Regions from separate parts of the Homo sapiens genome. Here region 2 is linked to region 1. A link is a loop called in an ENCODE intact Hi-C map of the cell type or tissue named here. Cell type or tissue: GM12878. All regions are shown on one strand. Links, peaks and the distances in the headings refer to the core of each region. The heading gives the core; the rest is flanking DNA. Region 1 overlaps LOC105371106 (a long non-coding RNA gene). Region 2 has its middle 59 kb from the start of XYLT1.

Region 1 (2,916 bases), core at 263-2,762:
TCATTTATATATCACACATTTGAAAAATGGATCTACAGTTATTTGTTCAGTCAGTAGATGATGCTTGATGCATAAATGGAGTAAGAGTTGTTAAACAGTCACATTTCTTGAGAAGGTTATCAACACTCCAGTGTCATTGTCTGGGTAAGGTCTGCCCTGACCAGCCTGTTTCCCCTTGTCCTATTTTAGTCACTCTAGCAAGTCAGCTTCCTTTTCTTTTTCTTTCTTTCTTTTTTTTTTTTTTTTTTTTTTTTTGAGACAGGGTCTTTATCTGACACCCAGGCTGGAGTGCAGTGGTGCAATCTAGCTCACTGTAGTCTTGAACTTCTGGGCACAAAGAATCAAGTAGCTAGGACTACAGGTGAGCACTACCAACCCTAATTTTTAAATTATTTTTCTTTGTAGAAAAGAGGTCTGGCTATGTTGCCCAAGCTGGTCTCAAAGTCCTGGACTCAAGCAATCCTCCCGCCTCGCCTCAGCCTCCCAAAGTGCTGGGATTATAGGCGTGAGCCACCATGCTCAGCCTCTTTTTATTTTTTTCATAGCACTTATCACTCTCTGATATTACTTGTTTATATATTTGTTTGTCTTGACCTGTCTGCCTCCTTAGAATGCAAGCTTGATGACAGGAGGGACTTTCTGTGTCTTATCCGTGGATGAATTCCCATGAATCCCTGGCATGAACACTGTCCTAAGTATTGAATCAATTCTCAACAAATATTTGGTGAATATGATTTGTTGAAGTCCTCAATATACGGCTTGGCACCTAGTAAGTGCTCAATAAATGTTCGCTCTTATTGCCGTCATCGTCATCATTGTCATCCTTGTCATTGCCACAGTCATAAATAAGCCTATGGCCCCAGGGGTTAGATTAGGCACCCATAACACATATAATCAACTTTTTTTTTTTTTTTTTTTTTAAGATGGAGTCTTGCTTTGTCGCCCAGGCTGGAGTGCAGTGGCACAATCTTGGCTCATTGTGACCACCACCTTCCAAGTATCTGGGACTACAGGCATGCACCATCATCCCCGGCTAATTTTTGTCATTTTAGTAGAGATGGGGTTTCGTCATGTTGGCCAGGCTGGTCTCAAACTCCTGGCCTCAAGCGATCCACCTGCCTCGGCCTCCCAAACTGCTGAAATTACAAGGCATGAGCCACCACGCCCAGCCCACAATCAACATTTAAAGAAAAAAAATGTCTGCCAGTGTAGTCTGAGACTTGGACTGCGTCCCCTTTTCAAACATCAGAGCCTTGCAAGGGTAGCATAGAGGCTGTGAGTCCTTAGAAGGTCAAAGTGCTGAGACAAAACAAATTCAGATCATCTCTTAAGCAATGTGGTGCTTTCTGATTTTCTTCTCTCTTTCCCATCTCCCACTCCTGCCCCAACACCCTACTCTTGCAAATTGGTGTGATTTTCTTCTGCACACATGGTAGGTGCCCTCTCCACATAGGACCTCGCTTTCCTTTGCTGTCTCCAGATTTTTTTTACAGGAAACTCTGCAGTCAGAGGAATGTTATTTACTACCTAGAGCTCCCTCTGCTGATGCATTGGGTAGATGATTAGCCTGGAAGCCTGCGGATTTCAGCAGAAGCACAGCTGGGCTCCTGGCGGGGTTTGTCACCTGCCTATGCCTGTGGTCTGATCAGAGGCTGTTTCTTTCTCTTGCACTGGGGAAAGAGGTACAGGTGATGCCTGTCTGTCTGTGACCTCGCATGCTGTGGGTGGGGCTCCAGGGACGTTCAAGGTCCTGGCTCCTCTGACCTCCACGTGGAATCCTTGCACTTGCAAATGCTTATTGGAGAGACTCTGGGATTCCTAGTGGGCTGGGAGGGTGTTCAGCGTACCACTCACTGACACTCAGAAACAGGTGACCCACCTGTTCATGATTTCTGTCTCAACGCAGAAGTGAAACGTAGGGGGAATTTTTTAATTTTTCAAGAGCAAAATTTGTAGAGTCTGGGTGAAAACAGGCTCTAATAAACCAAAAAGAAATAAATGCATGATCGAAATTTTAAAAAAGAATGTATTTGGCTAAATTTAACTCTTAGGCTGAAGTTTATTTAAATGCAGAAGGCATATCCAGCCCTAGCTCTCTGGCACCTGGGGCAGGAGCATTGAGGCAAGGGGAGAACATTGCTTTACAGACCACCCTGCCAATGCAACCAGGCTAATATTCCTTCAACACTGCTATTGGCCGGTGCTATCATTTTGTATAAACTGTATGACACTCTGCTATATACACTGCCCCATTTCCCTGCCTCCAACCCCCCAGCCTTAAAACATACGTATTATTTTTCTTCACTACTTACAGTTGAGAGTATCGAGGTTTGGTGACATTAACTAACCTGCTTAACATCACACAACTAACAAGTTGCCGAGATGGTGTTTGAACTTGGGTTCCTTGAACTTCTAAGCATGGGGTTCCAACCTGCCAGCATCCCAGGCTCATTCCTACCTGCCCCATAGATCAGTGTTCATTCCACCCCCAAAATGTATTCAGTGCCCTGCACTGTGCAAAGCACCAGAAAAAGTAGAGATGAATGAGACTTGGTCCTAACCCTTGGGGGTATGTGCAATCTTCTATCAAAGTCGAGGATGAGGTTTTAGTGCTACTTTCTCCAGGCAGCCCTGGATACCTTTGGACACTCATAATTGGCAGTGCCCTACTGTTACTAATAAAAACTAATAACAAAATAAATAAAAATTAATAAATAAAATAAAAATTAATAATAAAAAATTAGTGGGTGTGGTGACGTGCACCTGTAGTCCCAGCTACTTGAGAGGCTGAGGCCAAACAATTGCTTGAGCCTGGGAGTTTGAGGCTGCAGTGAGCCATGATTGTGCCCCTGCACTCCAGTCTGATCAACAGAGTGAGAACCTGTCTCAAATAAATGAAGAAAAATAAATAAGACA
Region 2 (2,916 bases), core at 187-2,686, 53 kb before region 1:
CCATAAAGAGGGACAAAATAATGGCACTCACGACAATCTGGATGGAGTTAGAGACCATTATTTTAAATGAAGTAACTCGCGAATGGAAAACCAAATATTGTATGTTCTTACTCATAAGTGGGAGCTAAGCTATGAGGATGCAAAAGCATAGAAATGATACAGTAGACTTTGGGGACTTGGGGGTACATGGGGAGGGGGGTGAGGGATAAAAGACTACACACTGGTTACAGTTACACTACTCAGGTGCACAAAAATCTCAGAAATCACTACTTAAGAACTTTTCTTTCTCTTTCTCTCTCTCTTTTTTTTTTTTTTGGAGACAGAGTCTTGCTCTGTCACCCAGGCTAGGGTGCACTGGCCCAATTTCAGCTTACTGCAACCTCTGCCTCCTGGGTTTCAAGTGATTCTAGTGCCTCAGCCTCCTGAGTAGCTGCGATTACAGGTGCATGCAACCACGCCTGGATATTTTTTTTTTTTTTTTGTATTTTTAGTAGAGATAGGGTTTCACCATGTTGGCCAGGCTGGTCTTGAACTCTTCCCCTCAAGTGATCTGCCCACCTCAGCCTCCCGAAGTGCTGAGATTACAGGCGTGAGCCACCACACCCAGCCCACCACTAAAGAACTTTTCCATGCAACCAAACACTACACGTTTCCCCAAAACTATTGAAATAAAAGTAAATATTTTAAAAAATAAATAAAAATGAGATTTTTTAAAAAGTGAAACAGAAAGAGTCTTAATACCATCAGAAGAGAAGACATAGAGAAGAGAAGGAAGCCTGACCATGCAGGTAGCAATGAGAGTGATGCAGCCAGAATTCAAGGAATGCCAGCAGCCACCAGCAGATGAAGAAGCAAAGAAGGAATTCTCCCCTAGAGCCTCCAGAGGGAAAGCCACCATTGAGGGAAATGCCAGCTTCCATGGTGAAGGCTGGAGCAAGCAAGCTGATTGGTGGAAATGAGGTCACGTGCTTTTACCCTAGCTGCAAGGGAAGCTGGGAAAACTGGTATCAGCTTCTGCAGAGAAAGGTGGGAACAGAGACCAGGAGGATTCCCTCAGCATAGGTAGGTTCTGGGCAGTCAAAAATGAGGAGAGATGTTCTCTAGAGGTGGCTAGCAGAGCACATCTTCATTCTGCACTCTGACTCCTCCTATTAGTTGGAAATAACAGGGAATCCCCTGCTTCTCCAAGTCTAAGCAGCTCTGCAGCCACCTTGCTGGGTGAGCCAGGTCTCAGGTGTCTTGCTCCTGTGTTTCATGAACTATCGGTTTTGCTTGCCCAATTCCATTACCGTAGCAGCTGGGTTTTAGTTTTGGTTTTGTTTTTTTCTGAGTTAACTATTCTTTCGTTGTCAGGGCTTGCATCCTGTTGAAGGCTGCTCAGCAACGCAGGCTGTGTTACATGATGTGGCCTCACCACTCTCCCCAGTATCTCTCCACTGCTCCCTGGGCTTCAGCCGCACTCATTTCTCCCACTGCTTCTGGAATATTCCAGGTACCCTGCTCATCAGGGCTGTCGCTCACTTGCTCCCTTCTGCCTGGAATACACCTCCCTTCCACCTGCTATGACTTACTGCCTCATTTGATTCAGCTCTTTGCCCAAATGTCACCTCTTCCAAATGACTTTTCCCAGCTGCTTGATCTAAAACAGTAGCCCCTTCTCATCACTCTTCATCTTTTACCTGCTTTACTATAAAAGCATTTATCACTAGCTAGTATGAATTATGCATTTATTCGCTTATTTTTTTATTGGGCACTTTCCCCCCGCTAGAACACAAGTTCCATGAAAAGAGAAATCTTTATATTTTGCTTGCTACTGTATCCCTCGTGTCTAGAATAATTCTTGAAATGCAGGAGTTGTTCCGCATGTACTAGCGGAATGCATAAATTATATTGTCACTAATAGTTTAAATATTTCCCCTTTTTAACTAGGATTTAGTCATTTCTAGAAAATGATTCTTTCCATCATTCTGCCTGTCTTCCAGAGCCTAGCAGAGTGTCAAACTCATAATGGGCCACAGGGAATATTTATGGGAGGGATGAGTGAATGGGTGAGCACATTTAGACTCTCGTTAAAACCAAACACTTGGCAATAAAATGCAAGATTCTCAAGTTGCGATTTCTTCTAATGGTATTTCCCAACTTTAAGCTGGCATCCAATACAATCATTTCTGTCTTTCTAGAGCTGTACTCACACATATAGACAGCTTATATGGTTTTGTACGCATGGAATCTTATGCTAGTAAGGAGTGATAAACATTTGTCTACTTTGTATGTTTATTCATTAGCACAATCTCTTCCCCCTCCACCAGACAAGAACTGATGTTGAACACCATTCTGTGGAACAGATAAACAGGGATGGTTTTGGCTGGGGGCCCCGGTCATTGTCCACATCACCTACCCTTGTGTCATCACAACTCTAAGCTCTGGGTCTCTCTGGCAGCTTTGGAAACACCTGTATTGAGAAGAACAAGGAGTGTGTTTGTCTCTTTCAGATTCCACACAAATACCCCTTATTCCCTTTCTCTTCTTTTGTTGGCAATGAAGATTCTAGGGGTGTGTCCAGGCTCAGACAGCCTCACGGGAGGTTGCAAGCCTGGGTAGGGGAATGTGAGCAGAACAACCAAGACAGCCTAGATGGAGATTTCTGTCCTCATGGTTTAATTCCCTGTATTTCCTTTTGGCTCAATCTTGGGCCATTAAAGGAAGAGGCTTCATTATATATATGTGCGTGTGTGTGTCTGTGTGTGTGTATGTTTATTTTTATATGTATATATATAATTTATATATATAATCTGCTATGTACTATGTACTATATTACACATTGTATATACTGTGCCGTGTACTATTAGGTTGGCACAAAAGTAATTGCAGTTTTGCCACTTTTATGAGAAAAAAATGCAATTACTTTCACACCAA

Evidence for each region. Peaks named below come from ENCODE experiments on the same cell type or tissue, not always from the same donor. Only the 100,000 strongest peaks of a DNase experiment are listed, where the experiment ranks them.
Region 2: it touches region 1 in a loop (2.3-fold over the local background); 6 of 110 quality-filtered maps call a loop at or near these places.

The regions. Positions count from the first base shown.
Region 1 is chr16:17,475,562-17,478,477 of GRCh38, reverse strand. The region is part of intron 2 of LOC105371106 (a long non-coding RNA gene); the gene reads left to right. Among named protein-coding and RNA genes, the nearest start is that of XYLT1, 6.1 kb to the right of the region's middle. In GM12878, for the core only: a CTCF peak has its summit at 1,549 (motif pointing left); no DNase peak of the experiment used is centred there.
Region 2 is chr16:17,528,569-17,531,484 of GRCh38, reverse strand. No RefSeq gene overlaps it. Among named protein-coding and RNA genes, the nearest start is that of XYLT1, 59 kb to the right of the region's middle. RefSeq lists an enhancer at 1,059-1,178. In GM12878, for the core only: no CTCF peak of the experiment used is centred there; a DNase peak (open chromatin) is centred at 1,304; H3K4me3 peaks cover 809 bases; H3K27ac peaks cover 304 bases.